Linked DNA regions of Homo sapiens: region 2 is linked to region 1. Evidence: read pairs that join two places in POLR2A ChIA-PET (ENCODE). Cell type or tissue: K562. All regions are shown on one strand. Links, peaks and the distances in the headings refer to the core of each region. The heading gives the core; the rest is flanking DNA.

Region 1 (6,600 bases), core at 1,601-6,600:
GACTTGAGCTTCGACATCAGTTGGCACTGGCCTTTTGCACCCATGAAATTGATGTTTGTCTGTGGCCTCCCAGGCTGGTGCTGTGTTCCTGGACCAGCGTCCGATTTCCCTGCTGCTGAATCACTTCATGGCTCAGCACAGCTGAGGGCAGCAACTGTTGTCCCCTAGAGCCCGAGATCTGGGAGCGGCAGGGGCAGCCACTGTTCCTGTGGAACACACTGGAGAGGCATCTGCAGGGGCGGGGTGGGGCTCCTGGTCAGCCTGTTCTTGTCTTGTTCTGGTGCCACTTCCTCAGGTATGCGAGGGCTGCCTTTGTAAGTCACTGGCAGGAAGATGGGAAAGGTGCTCTGCAGGTCTCTACTGCCAGGAGCTCAGCTTTGATCTTGAGTGCTGGTGGCTGTCCAGCTTTACTGGCAGGGATTCTGATGACTCAGAGACAGTAGCTACCCTTTTCCCAGTGGTATTGCCACTGAGTGTGGGATGGGTCACAGCTATGTCTGTGGCCTTTTGCAAATCAACTTCAAAATTTGCAGTCACATTTATGGTAGGACAGATTCATTTCACAATGATTTTGCCAATTACCCTTGTTATTTCCACTCACATATATCTCCCCAAAGTGGAAACAAGGACACGTCTAGAGACAGGCGCTGGACGTCTCCTGCTCACTGGCATTAAGTGGGCAGGCGGCTTATTGCTGAGTGATGGTCCCTGGACATTTCCAGTCGACTGTGTTTGACATGGTGGTGAATTGGACACGTGACAGGTGGCAATATGTTAACTGTTCGTAGCAAGGAAGATTTGTTTTCAGGCTGGTGGTTTGATTACAAGTTGGTCATTCTTAATGCCAGGGAGGGGGAAGAGAGAGAAAATGAGAGAGAATGAATGAGAACAAATGTAAGAACTTTTTTTGGAAAAAAAGAAAATTGAGAAGAAAGTGATAGTAATTACTAATTGTTTTTACTTTGTCACTTATTATGTATTTATTTCCAGAAAGGGATCAGTTTTTTCTTCCTTCCAAGTTTTGTGGAAGAAAAAGAAAACTGAAAGTATTTAATAACTGTGTCATAATTTTTATTTTGTGCCTTGTGATTACATTGTATTTTGGGGAGTGGGTCAATTTTTTCTTAAATTAAGAAATGCTTTATATGAAAACACATACATAAAGTATTGAACCCCTGCACCTGCCTCAAGTGGAGAAATTAACCACTATAAATACTTTAGAAGGCAAAGGGTTGGTGAAGCTGAAAACTGCTAAAATTCTTAACATGCAGACAGAAAAGGGAGGTGGGAAGGATGTCGCCCTCAGAGAACGTGTCATACCTCAGCCTGTGCTGTCTGGGGCAGACGGCATGAGCCATGCAGCCCACAGAGGCATGCTGGAAACATGGCTGGTGGGAACTGAGATGTGTTTGTGGTGTGAAATGCACGCCGATCTCAGAGGCTTGATATGAAAGAGAATGTAAGTGATCTCATTCATATTCTTCTATATTGGTTACACGTAGAAATGATAATATTTTGGATATACTGGGTTAAATAAAATGTATTATTAATTTTTTTTTTTAGATGGAGTTTTGCTCTGTCGCCCAGGCTGGAGTGCAATGGCACAGTCTTGGCCCACTGCAACCTCTGCCTCCTGAGTTCAAGCCATTCTCCTGTCTCAGCCTCCTGAGTAGCTGGGATTACAGGTGCATGCCACCACGCCCGGCTAATTTTTGTATTTTTAATAGAGACGGGGGTTTCATCATATTGGTCAGGCTGGTCTCGAACTCCTGACCTCAGGTGATCCACCTGCCTCAGCCTCCCAAAGTGCTGGGATTACAGGCGTGAGCCACCATGCACGGCCTATTAAAAACATTTTTTTGCCAATTTCTTTTTACTTTTGAATGTGGCCTCTAGCAATGTAAAGTTGCACACAGGCCGGCATTTGCAGCTCACGTGTGTTTGCCATGTTGGCGTGGTCCAGGGTCTAAGCCACTGCAGGGGCAGACCCTTGTCCCTTGGGTGAGTCCCTCATCTGGGGGCCCTGTGCCCAGGGCTGAGGGAGTGGTCAGTCTCAGCCTGTCATTCCCCGCCCTGCCGGGCCCCACATCTCCTTTGCATAATGGAGGTAATGCAGGAAAATGCTTAGAGCAGGGTCTGGCAAATGTGTTATTAGTGCTCTGTGTTATTAATAAAGCATTGTGATGTCTCTTGTGCAGTATGGAAATAGGTTTCGTAGATTGCACTCAGGATTTCAGATTGACACGTATTTCCATCTGGAAACTCTTGCACGCGTTTGCACTGGGAGATGAAGTGGTCCCTGTTGGCTCAAGCTGCAGTGAGAGGGTGGTGGGGGTAGACTCAGTCCCTTGCCGGGGTTGGCCAAAGCAGGCTTCCTCTTCCTCCCTCAGGTGTGTGTTATCGGAGGTTTCATTCCTGGAAAATCCAGTGTCTATGAAACCAACATACATGGCGTTTGCATCACAGTTGGAGTCAGATGTGAGCCCGGAGGGCAGGTGTCTGGTAAGACCCATGAAGGCTGCATTTCAGCCCCCCTCTAAGAACCAGCAGTGCCTTCCATCACTGCAACAGCAAACACCCCTCCATAAACATCTAGGGCAGCGAGCAGTCACATCCCGTGAGACTCAACTGGGTCAGAGGGCCCTTGCTTGGGTCTCCTCCAGCCACGGGTGCCCTGGTCTTGGGGGGTGGTGCCCCTGGGTGGGGCTTAAGGAGGTAGCTGCCCAGCTCTGCCTGTTGTCTCCATCCTCAGGGGCCTGGGGCAACTGCTGGCCACCAAGCAGTGTCCAGTGTCATAGCCGCTCACTTGTCCTGTGGGGCCACCCATGAGATGCAGGATTCCTGGTCAGCCCCAACACCAGGCCCACACCTCCACGCAGGCCTGGAAGGCAGGAGAGAGCAAGCTTTCTTCTCCTTTATTTGTGAATTATCAGCACCTAGAAACTTAAGCGGGCAAATGCTGAATTGCTGGAGACTGTGAAGCTGTGATACACACAGAGTTGCTCCTTCCCTTCCTGGCTGGGGTGCTGGCCTGGGGAGCCTCCTGCCCGGGTCACTCCACTGCGCATGCTCTGTGGCTACCGTGAGACTGACCTGCCTCAGACACCCTTCTCCTTGAGCCTCAAGGGCCTCATGGCCTGGACCTCCGTGATCAGCCAGAGGAGCCCAGAGTCCATGGTGCTGTGGCCTCCTGCCCACTCTGGGACCCCAGGGAGAGGGCCTGTCCTCGCTGAGCCTCCGACACCGGTTCTGAGCCTCTTGGACAACATTTTCTCTCCAGTTTACAAGTAGGAGCCCCTTGCATAAATAAGATGGGGAAAATCCCTGCAGATGACATGGCCGGGGCCCTGGGCCCCGGGAGCCATTTCTGTTCCTTGTCACTCAGCCTGGCCAGTCCTTGAGTTTTTCCCCAGAGTGTCCTCAATAAGGAATAGCAAGCCTGGGTATTTTCTTCTGGTCAGTATTCCGTTTTTTTGTTTTGTTTTGTTTTTTGTTTTGGAGATGGAGTTTCGCTCTGTTGCCCAGGCTGGAGTACAGTGGTATAATCTCGGCTCACTGCAGCCTCTGCCTCTTGGGTTCAAGCGATTCTCCTGCCTCAGGCACCCAAGTAGCTGAGGTTACAGGTGCCCACTGCCACACCTGGCTAATTTTTGTATTTTTAGTAGAGATGGGGTTTTGCCATGTTGGCCAGGCTGGTCTCAAACTTCTGACCTCAGGCAATCCACCTGCCTTGGCCTCCCAAAGTGCTGGGATTACAGGTGAGAGCCACTGTGCCTAGCTAATTTTGTATTTTTAGTAGAGAGACGGGGTTTCTCCATGTTGGTCGGGCTGGTCTTGAACTCCTGAGCTCAAGTAATCCGCTTGCCTCAGCCTCCCAAAGTGCTGGGATTACAGGTGTGAGCCACCACGCCTGGCCAGTGTTCTGGTCTGTTTGTGATGGGTGTAAGAATCTGTCTCTTTAAAGAGGTGCCTCTGGCCAGGTGGTTACCTCTGTCACCAGAGATGAGTCACCCAGTCTCAGCTCGCAGGCCTTCCTGGACGTTCCCAGATAGTCCCCAGTGCTGGAGGCCTGTCGAAAGTGTAGCTCCACCACGCCCTTTGATCTCTTCCTCCTCTCCTCTTCCCCACCCGCTTCCCCCTCCTTCCCCCTCCTTCCCCCTCCTCCTTCCCCCTCCTCCTTCTCTCCTGCTGAGGGCATTTGGCCTCATAGATAAGCGGTTTCTAATGAGCTCACTGGTTTCCGATGGTGGGTGGGGAGTGACTCTGGGCTTTCTGTGCTGCCTCTTCGACCTCGTCCCTGTTTTCTGCTGTGCGGAGCATGGCCCTTTCCTAATCCGAAAGAGCCGCACAGTCCCTTCCAGTGCTGCCTGTGGTCTCGCCCAGCTGGCTGTGCTATTGCGGGACATGGGGCCCAGCCTCCTGCTCCTTCAGAGGCCTGGGGTGGGTGAGGCTGGGGTGCCCTGGTGCTGGATGCAGGGGTGCTGTGGTGCTGAATGCTGGGGTGCCCTGGTGCTGGACGTTGGGTGCCCAGGCACTGGATGCTGGGGTGGCCTGGTGCTGGATGCTGGGTGGCCTGGTGCTGGGTGGCCTGATGCTGGGTGCTGGGTGGTCTGGTGCTGGATGCTGGGTGGCCTGGTGCTGGGTGCTGGGTGGCCTGGTGCTGGGTACTGGGTGCTCTGGTGGTGGATGCAGAGGCAGGGCTATCTGTGGGTCTGCCCTTGGGTGTGGGGCAAGCCAGGTCAGCATATTGCAAAGCACACGTTGGGCTGCTGCTTGTGTAATTGTCTCCTTGTCTCTGCTCTCTCCCTTCTCCCACCTCACATGGGATAGATCGGAGTTAACAGTGATGCCTTTGTTTTTTGTCAAAAGCATCATACTCATGCCCCGTGGCATTCTCTTTAAGGGAAGAGCTGGTTTTACTAAAGATGTGCTTCAATGCAGTGACGTGCGGTGCTGAGCAAGGCCGGGAACCTGGCCCCTGACCTGTGTACACTGGCCGGCCGTGCTCCCCTCACCCTGCGGCTAGACCTCAAATGGCATCCCCACCTCCCTCAGCCAACTGCAGCCCCTCTGGTAGCATGGAGCTCGCAGACGCTGGGTGCAGGAGGCCTGGGCCTGGGCCAGACGGGTTCCCTGCACAGCTGCTTTTGCGTCATTGATGCAGACGCGGAGACTCACTTCTCTGCTTCGTGTGTTCCTAGTTGGTCTCCAGTTCTTGAACAAATAACTTTCAATTACAATTTTTTTTCTACTTATGATTGCCAGTTTTTCTTTTTTCTTTTTTTTTTTTTTTGAGACAGAGTCTTGCTCTGTCACCCATGCTAGAGTGCAATGGCATGATCTCAGCTCACTGCAACCTCCACCTCCCGGGTTCAAGCAATTCTCCTGTCTCAGCCTCACAGGTAGCTGTGATTACAGGCACACGCCACCATGCCTGGCTAATTTTTGTATTTTTAGTAGAGATGGTCTACTAAAAATCAGGCTGGTCTCAAACTCCTGACCTCAAGTGATCCACCCGCCTTGGCCTCCCAAAGTACAGAGATTACAGGCATAAGCCACCGTGCCCAGTGCCAGTTTCTTATATAAGCTGATTTGGAGGAAGAAAAGGGCCTGTTGTTTGATGACTCTGTGGCCCCAGGCCCAGCCCTGTGGAAGCCTGGAGTATACGGCCGGGGTTTGTGGCACAGGCGAGGGGAGCCACAGGTGAAGGTGTGCAGGTGCGCAGGTGCGCAGGGCTCCTGTGGGTGAGGGCACCGTGGCTCAGGGATGGGTAAGCAGTGTTTTCAGGAGCACTGAGGAGCGGGCCAGTGCTGGCAAGGGGGTTCCTTGGCAGCAGCTGACAGGAGGGAAGGTTGCCCGGTCAGGGGCTCCAAATACAGGCAGGGGTTTTTGCAAAGCCGGGGCAGCGACATGGCAATCGTGATGCCATAGGAAGCCGAAGCCTGCAAAGGGCACAGCTGGGTGGACGCAGCACCTGCGGCCAGAGACTGGTGGCTGAGCATGGGGGTGCCTGGCATGGAAACTTGCAGGGCTTGGAGCTGATGGTTAGGGGAGGGAGTCACCAATATCACCTCTGCTCCTCCTGGCAGTCCCCCTGCTGTGCTATCAAATATTAGGTCTTTATACTAGATCTTTTTTTATTAAAAAAATTTTTTTTAAAGATGGAGTCTTGCTCTGTTGCCCAGGCTGGAGTGCAGTGGCGTGGTCTCGGCTCACTGCAACCTCTGCCTCCCGGGTTCAAGTGATTCTCATGCCTCAGTCTCCCGAATAGCTGGGATTACAGCCATATGCTATCATGCCTGGCTATTTTTTGTATTTTTAGTAAAGATGGTTTCACCCTGTTGGCCAGGCTGGTCTCGAACTCCTGACCTCAAGTGATCCACCCGACTCAGCCTCCAAAAGTACTGGGATTACAAGCATGAGCCATCACACCTGGCCAAATACTAGGCCTTATTCATTCTTTCTAACTAATTTTTATACCCATTAACCTCCCTCTACCCCCATATCCTTCCCAGCCTTCTCTGTCTTCATGAGTTCAGTTGTTTTGATTTTTACATCCCACAAATAAGTGGGAACATGTTATGCTTGTCTTTCTGTGCC
Region 2 (8,217 bases), core at 1,415-6,414, 170 kb before region 1:
AGCAGGTGAGTTGGTGCACACCCTATAGCCGATTCCAGCTGTGTGGTGCCGTCCTGCTGTTATGTGATTATTTACAGGAGAGTTCACTTGGTTCACATCAGGGGTCACTCATGATGGGCCCTTCTCTGGGTCTGTCAAATGCTAATCTCATGTGCAGACCATCACAGTGTCCTTTTCCGGCCCTAAAGCCCGCTGTGCTTCTCATATCCATTTCTTTCCCCCTTGACCATCACAGTGTCACACAAAGTCGTTTTCTGGCCCTAAAGCCCACTGTGCTTCTCCTATCCTTTCCTTTCCCCCTTGTCCTAACCTTCTGACAACACCTGACCATTTTCTTTTTTTGGAGAGAGGGTCTGCTCTGACTCCTAGACTGGAGTGCAGAGGCATGATCTTGGCTCACTGAAACCTCTGCCTCCTGGACTCAAGCAATCCTCCTGCCTTAGCCTTTCTCAAATAGCTAGGTCTACGCTACAGGGGTGTGCCACCACACATGGTTAATTTTTGGGTTTTTTTTGTTTTGTTTTGTTTTGTTTGAGATGGGGCCCCACTATATTGTCCAACCTGGTCTTGAACTCCTGGGCTCAAACATCCACCTGCCTCGGCCTCCCAAAGTGCTGGGATGACAGGCATGAGCCACCGCGCCTGCTGGGATGACGGCATGAGCCACCGCGCCTGCTGGGATGGCGGCATGAGCCACCGTGCCTGCTGGGATAATGGCATGAGCCACCGCGCCTGCTGGGATGACAGGCATGAGCCACCACGCCCAGCCTCCTGACCTTTTAATTATCTCCATAGTTTTACCTTTTCCAGGATGTCACTTGGTTGGAGTCACACAGTAGGCAGACTCTTCAGATCAGTGTCTTTCACTTGGTAATGTGCACCTAACGTTTCCTCACTATCGCTTCATGGCTTGATGGCTCACTCTTTTTCATTGCTGTATAATATTCCATTGCAAATGTACACTACAGTTTGTCTATTCATTCACCTACTGAGAGACACCTTGGTGGCTTCCAGTTTTTGACAATTACTAAAGCTGCTATAAACATTGGTGTGCAGGGTTTTGTGTAGACATAAGTTTTTAACCCTTTGGGTAAAGATCAAGGAGTGCAACTGCTGAATTATAAGGTAAGATGTTTAGTTTCTTTTTTCTTTCTTTCTTTTTTTTTTAATGAGACGGAATTTCACTCGTGCAGTGGCATGATCTCTGCTCATTGCAACCTCTGCCTCCTGGGTCCAAGCGATTCTCCAGCCTCAGCCTCCCGAGTAGCTGGGATTACAGGTGCCTGCCACCATGCCAGGCTAATTTTTGTATTTTTAGTAGAGATGGGGTTTTACCATGTTGGCCAGGCTGGTCTCAAACTCCTGACCTCAGGTGATCCGCCCCCACCTCGGCCTCTCAAAGTGCTGGGATTACAGGCGTGAGCCACCACGCCCGGCCAAGATGTTTACTTTCTAAGAAACCACCAAAGTGCCTTCCAAAGTGGCTACACCATTACAGTGTTCCCACCAGCAATGAAGGAGAGTGCCATGTCCCGCCAGCACCCAGTGTTGTCAGTGTTCTGGACTTCAGCCATTGTAAGCAGTGCTTAGCGATGTTTCATTGTTTGAATTTGTACTTTTCTCATGGCATGGCGTTCAGAACTTTCCATATGTGTATTTGCCATTTGTATATCTTCTTTGGTGAGGTGTCTAGATCTTTTGCCTATTTTTTGGTTAGGTTGTTCCCTTATTGTTGAGTTTTAAGAATTCTTTCGCCAGTTGTGGTGGCTCACACCCGTAATCTGAGCACTTTGGGAGGCCGAGGCAGGCAGATCACTTGAGCTCAGGAGTTTGAGACCAGCTTGGGCGACATGGTGAGACCTCTTCTCTACAAAATAAAAAAAGAGTACAAAAATTAGCCCGGCATGGTGACACACGCCTGTAGTACCCGCTACTCAGGAGGCTAAGGCGGGAGGATCACTTTAGCCCAGGGGACAGAGGTTGCAGTGAGCTGATGTGTGCTACTGTACTGCACTCCAGCCTGGGTGGTAGAGCAAGACCCTATTTAAAAAAAAAAAAAGGAAAAAAGGCTGGGCGCAGTGGCTCATGCCTGTAATCCCAGCACTTTGGGAGGCTGAGGCGGGCGGATTACTTGAGGTCAGGAGTTCGAGACCAGCCTGGCCAACATGATAAAACCCCATCTCTACTAAAAATACAAAAATTAGCCGGGTGTGGTGGCAGGCGCCTGTAATCCCAGCTACTCGGGAGGCCGAGGCAGGAGAATCACTTGAACCTGGGAAGTGGAGGTGTCAGTGGGCCAAGATCACGCCACTGCACTCCAGCCTGGGCAACAGCAAGACGAAAGAGAAAGAGAGAAAGGGAGAAACAGAGGAGAGAAAACAAAGGAAGGAAGGGAAAGAAAGAAAAGAGAGAAGGAAAGAAAGAGAGAGAGAAAGAAAGAGAGGAAAGAAAGAAAGAAATCCTTGTATATTTAGGACTCAAATCCTTTATTGATGTTTTGTACGATTTAAAGATTCCTTTGGTGGTGGGACGCAATACAGTGACACTCAGCTAGAGGAGAGGCAGAAGCCTGTGTATTGATGTTTTATAAGATCTAAAGATTCTTTTGGTGGTGGGACGCAATACAGTGACACTCAGCTAGAGGACAGGCAGAAGCCTGTGTGACTTACAGCTCTAACAAGAGGCCGCCGCCAGGCAGGGTCACACGGGGGATTGTGCCTCGGACGTCAGTGGACTGGACACAGCCCAGGAGAGAATCTGCAAGCTGAGGACATGTCCATAGACTTCCCCAACTGAAATGCAAGGAGAAAAAAGAGTAAAAATAACTGAACAGAATATCCTAGAACTACGGGACAATTATAGAAGGTAATTTACACACTCATAATGGCAATACCAGAAGAGGAGAGGGAGAAAGGGATAGAAGAAATATTTGAAGTAATAATGGCTTCTCATTTTTCAAAATTGGTGTCAGACACCAAACCACAGATCTAGGAAGCTTAGAGAACACTAAGTACAACAAATGCCAAAAAATAGGAACTTTGGCATGTCGTATTCAAACTGCAGGAAACCAGAGACAGAATATCTTGAAAGATGTCGGAGGGAAAGTACCTTCCTATAGAGGAACAAGAATACGGATCACACTGGACTTCCATCAAAAATCATGTGATCTGGGTACTGGAAGCTACATGTAAAGAAGAAATTCATGCTCACGCCTGTAATCCCAGCACTTTGGGAGGCCGAGGCGGGCGGATCACGAGGTCAGGAGATCGAGATCATCCTGGCTAACACGGTGAAACCCCATCTCTACTGAAAATACAAAAAAATTAGCCAGGCGTGGCAGTGGGTGCCTATAGTCTCAGCTACTCGGGAGGCTGAGGCAGGAGAATGGCGTGAACCCGGGAGGCGGAGCTTGCAGTGAGCCGAGATCGTACCACTGGCACTCCAGCCTGGGCGACAGAGACTCGGTCTCAAAAAACAAAACAAAACAAAAACCCAAAAGAAGAGGCACCTGAGCCGCTTGCTTGAGCCTGCTCCCACTCTGAAATGTCTTCAGTAAATCTGTGCTTTCCTTGCTTCTCCTGTTGCTTTCTCTTTCATGGCTTGGCTCTTTTGTTACTTTGTGCATTTTGTTAAAGCATCCCCCGCTAACTAAGACACCGCTCAGGGTCGGGCACAGTGGCTCACACCTATAATCCCAGCACTTTGAGAGGCCGAGGCAGGTGGGTCACCTGAGGTCGGGAGTTCAAGATCAGTCTGACCAACACGGAGACCCCATCTCTACCAAAAATACAAAAAAAAAATTAGCTGGGCGTGGTGGCACATGCCTATAATCCCGGCTACTCAGAAGGTTGAGGCAGGAGAATCACTTGAACCCGGGAGGCGAGGGTTGCGGTGAGCCGAGATCACGCCATTGCACTCCAGCCTCTGCCCAACAAGAGCGAAACTCCGTCTCAAAAAAAAAAAAAAAAAGAAAGAAAGAAAAAAAAAAGAGACACCGCTCAAACTTCTGGCCAAACACAAATCCTGAATGACTTTTAACATCCTTTATGGTAATTAAGGAACCCTGTGGTGCTGGGAGGCAGTTGCTCAAACAACCTCTGGGCATGGTCTGCTGGCAAGGGCATTTCATTTGCCGCCAGGGTGTGGACGGACATTTATTTACACAGTCATACCTGAGACAGAGTAGGGACGGGCTGGCTCGGTTAACCCCCCACTAGAGCATTCTCTCATGCCTTCCACGGATCACACACCCCACGCCACTACCTGGCTTGACACCAAACTCGCTAACCCTGAGACTTTGGTCATACAAGGAAAACAGCCGTTTATAGTGCTCTTCTGTGCTCTTGTAATATTTAACCAGGCCTTTTACTTAAAGAATTTCAGGAACTGGCCTTAAAAGATCCAGAATATCAACCAAGGTTGTAGAATGTCCCCACCTTGGAAAGGAATGCTGAGCAACAGATTTACAGCCTCGCTGCCCCAGCCAGCCAGCTAGCTGGCCCATGACTCAAAATAACCGTCGCAACCAGAAGTGCTGATCAGCCTGTCCCAGTCCTCGGAGGCCTTCCCCAGCCCAGCCTGCACACCCTACCCTGATATCAGTTTCCACCCTTTGCCTGACAAAAAGTCCTAACCAACTCCTTTCCAGGACTCAGTCAGGGACTCTCTCTCCCTTGGGCCGCCTCCCTTATGCCTGGACATAAGCTCCAATGAAGCCTTGTCTGGGAAAACTCTTTTGGCCCCATGTCAATTTCCATTGCATTGAGAGCCCAAGAACTCATGGTTGGTAACATATCCATTCCTGTGTCCAAATGGAAAGCCTTCTATTTTGTTTTGTATTTTATTTTATTTTTTGAGACAGGTTCTTGCTCTGTTACCCAGGCTGGAGTACAATGGCACAATGATGGCTCACTGCAGCCTCAATCTTCTGGGCTCAAGTGATTCTCCTGCATCAGCCTCCCAAGTAGCTGGATCCACAGGCACGTGCCACCACGCCTGGCTAATTTTTTTTTTTTTTTTTTAGCAGAGATGGGGTCTCACTATATTGCCCAGGCTGGTCTTAAATTCCTGGGCTCAAGCGGTCCTCCTGCCTCAGCCACCCAAAGTTCTAGGATTGCAGCCATGAACTACTACCACTGGCTGAAAGCAAGCTTTTTTTTTTTTTTTTTTTGAGATGGAGTCTCGCCCTGTTGCCCCAGGCTGGAGTGCAATGGCACCATCTCAGCTCACTGCAACCTCTGCCTCCCCGGTTCAACCAATTCTCCTGCCTCGGCCTCCCAGGTAGCTGGGATTACAGGCACGTGCCACCACACACAGCTAATTTTTTGTATCTTTAGTAGAGATGGGGTTTCACCATGTTGGCCAGGCTGGTCTCAAACTCCTGACCTCGTGCTCTGCACATCTCAGCCTCCCAAAGTGCTGGGATTATAGGCATGAGCCACCGTGCCAGGCAAAAGCAAGCTTTTAAAAAAAGTATTGATAACATGACGTGTGGTCACCATAACCATGGTCATGTAAAACAAAAATAAAATTCTGAGGCCCCCCAACCATCTGAATGGACTTCCTCCTCAGCCAGGGAACTCTGAAAATTTAACCTGAGAGACTGGTTCAGGCCATGATGGGAAGTGGGGATGGGATGTGCCTTATTCTACCTCTCCAGCATTAACATCAATGCAGACTTCAAGTCTGATAAGAAACATTTGACAACCCATTCTCTCTAAAGCCTGCTACCTGAAGGCTTCCTTTGAAAGTAAGAGCTTCAGTCTCTACAATCGTTGATCTTAACAGACGTTCCTTTCTATTGATCCCAGGTCTTTTTTTCTTTTTTTTTTTTGAGGCGGAGTCTCGCTCTGTCACCCAGGCTGGAGTGCAGTGGCGTGATCTCGGCTCACTGCAAGCTCCGCCTCCCGGGTTCGCCATTCTCCTGCCTCAGCCTCCCAAGTAGCTGAGACTACAGGCTCCCGCCACCACGCCCAGCTAATTTTTTGTATTTTTAGTAGAGATGGGGTTTCACCGTGTTAGCCAGGATGGTCTCGATCTCCCGACCTCTTGATTCGCCCACCTCAGCCTCCCAAAGTGCTGGGATTACAGGTGTGAGCCACCGCGCCCGGCCAGTCCCAGGTCTTTAAATAAACTCAACCAATTGTCAACCAGAAATTTTTTTTTTTTTTTTTTTTTTTGAGAGGGAGTCTCACTCTGTCGCCCAGGCTGGAATGCAGTGGCGTGATCTCGGCTCACTGCAAGCTCCGCCTCCTGGTTCACGCCATTCTCCTGCCTCAGCCTCCGAGTAGCTGGGACTACAGGCGCCAGGCTAATTTTTTTGTATTTTTAGTAGAGATGGGGTTTCACATGTTAGCCAGGATGGTCTCGATCTCCTGACCTTGTGATCCGCCCATCTCGGCCTCCCAAAGTGCTGGGATTACGGGCATGAGCCACCGTGTCTACTCTGTCAACCAGAAAATTTTTAAATCTACTTATAAGCTGGAAATCCCCCCAACCCCCTTCAAGTTGTCTCACATTTCTGGACAAAACCAATGTATTTTTTTTTTGAGACAGAGTCTCGCTCTGTCACCCAGGCTGGAGTGCAGTTGCGCGATCTTGGCTCACTGCAATCTCCTCCTCCTAGGTTCAAGTGATTCTCCTACCTCAGCCTCCTGAGTAGCTGGGACTACAGGTGCCCGCCATCATGCCTGGCTAATTTTTATATTTTTAGTAGAGACAGGGTTTCACCATATTGGCCAGGCTGGTTTTGAACTCCTGACCTTGTGATCCTCCTGCCTTGGCCTCCCAAAGTGCTGGGATTACAGGCATGAGCCACCATTCCTGGCAAAACCAATTTTTTTTTTTTGAGATGGAGTCTTGCTCTGTCGCCCAGGCTGGAGTCCAGTGGTGTGATCTCGACTCACTGCAACGTCTGCCTCCTGGGTTCAAGTGATTCTCCTGCCTTAGCCTCCTGAGTTGTCGGGATTACAAGCACACACCACCATGCCCAGCTAATTTTTGTATTTTTAGTAGAGACAGGGTTTTGCCACGTTGGCCAGGCTGGTCTTGAACTCCCAACCTCAGGTGATTCGCCCACCTTGGCCTCCCAAAGTGCTGGGATTACAAGTGTAAGCCACCATGCCCAGCCCAAAACCAATGTATTTCTTAAATGTATTTGATTGAAGTTTCACGTTTCCCTAAAATGTCTAAAACCAACCTGCACCCTGACCACCTTGGGCACATGTTCTCAGGACCTCCTGAGGCCTGTGTTGATACGGACAGGAGACAGGGAAATACTGGGTAGAAGAGGGCAGTTCCCTGGGAAAGCCCCCGCCCTCAAGCCTGGAAACCCACGGCCCTAAATGGGAACAGGCATTCCTGTTTTTGCACCCAAAAGTTGCCTTTTGGTCTGCCATGTCCCCCGTCCTGTACCCATATAAACCCCAAATCCCTGTCTCCATGAGGAGACAAACAGAAGAGCAGAAGGATGGCAGAATGGTGGGGCAGAGAGAAGGAGTGTCTGAACACCAAGAGGAGTTCAGCTGGGGGACGGTCAGAGGGGAGATCAGCTGCTGGACGGCCAAACTCCAAGGGAAGATCATCTTCCCACTCCATCCCCTCTCAGCTCCCCATCCATCCCACTGAGAGCCACCTCCACCACTCCATAAAACCCCCGCATTCATCCTTCAAGTCTGTGTGCGACTTGGTTCTTCCTGGATGCTGGATGAGGACCTGGGTACCAAGAGGGCACTGGCTGGTTAAGATTTAAGCCATCTGCAGATGGCAAGGCTAAAGAGTGCACTGTAACACATGCCCGCTTGGGCTTCGGGAGTCGCAGACACCCACCCCTGGATGCTGCTGTGGGGCTGGAGCCCAGGGGCACTCATCCCCGCTCCTGCACCTGCCCGTCTCTGTGCTCCCCCTCCTGTAAGGGGTTTGAACATGCATGGCGGCTCAACAGACAAGTCACACCCTTGTTGCACATCCTGCAAGAGGGGTCAGGGAACTCTCCCATTTCAGTGTCATGGGCCATGGTCACTGATAATTGGCTTAGAATAAATTTCTTTCAATATTTTACAGATTTTGACTCTTTTTGTTGACATTTTCCAAGGTTCACCGTCCTTTGAGGGCACACTGTGTTGCCACCATAACTCAGCTGGTCATGCCTCGAATGCTCTGGTGGAAGACCCGCTTGGTGTCAGTTCTCTCAGGTCCTCTCTTTTCTTTCTCAGTGAA

What was found. Peaks named below come from ENCODE experiments on the same cell type or tissue, not always from the same donor. Only the 100,000 strongest peaks of a DNase experiment are listed, where the experiment ranks them.
Region 2: POLR2A ChIA-PET joins it to region 1 with 6 read pairs; 3 of 35 experiments call an interaction of 5 or more read pairs at or near these places.

The regions. Positions count from the first base shown.
Region 1 is chr21:43,880,114-43,886,713 of GRCh38, forward strand. The region is part of intron 1 of AGPAT3 (1-acylglycerol-3-phosphate O-acyltransferase 3); the gene reads left to right. Among named protein-coding and RNA genes, the nearest start is that of AGPAT3, 18 kb to the left of the region's middle. RefSeq lists enhancers at 2,105-2,691, 5,631-6,216 and a silencer at 5,857-6,012. In K562, for the core only: no CTCF peak of the experiment used is centred there; DNase peaks (open chromatin) are centred at 3,045 and 4,208; H3K4me3 peaks cover 950 bases.
Region 2 is chr21:43,708,247-43,716,463 of GRCh38, forward strand. It overlaps LOC124905031 (a long non-coding RNA gene), which reads right to left and starts at 4,029. Exons shown (of 2, transcript XR_007067895.1): 1 at 3,109-4,029; 2 at 2,470-2,792. RefSeq lists enhancers at 2,895-3,776, 3,842-4,463. In K562, for the core only: no CTCF peak of the experiment used is centred there; a DNase peak (open chromatin) is centred at 4,535.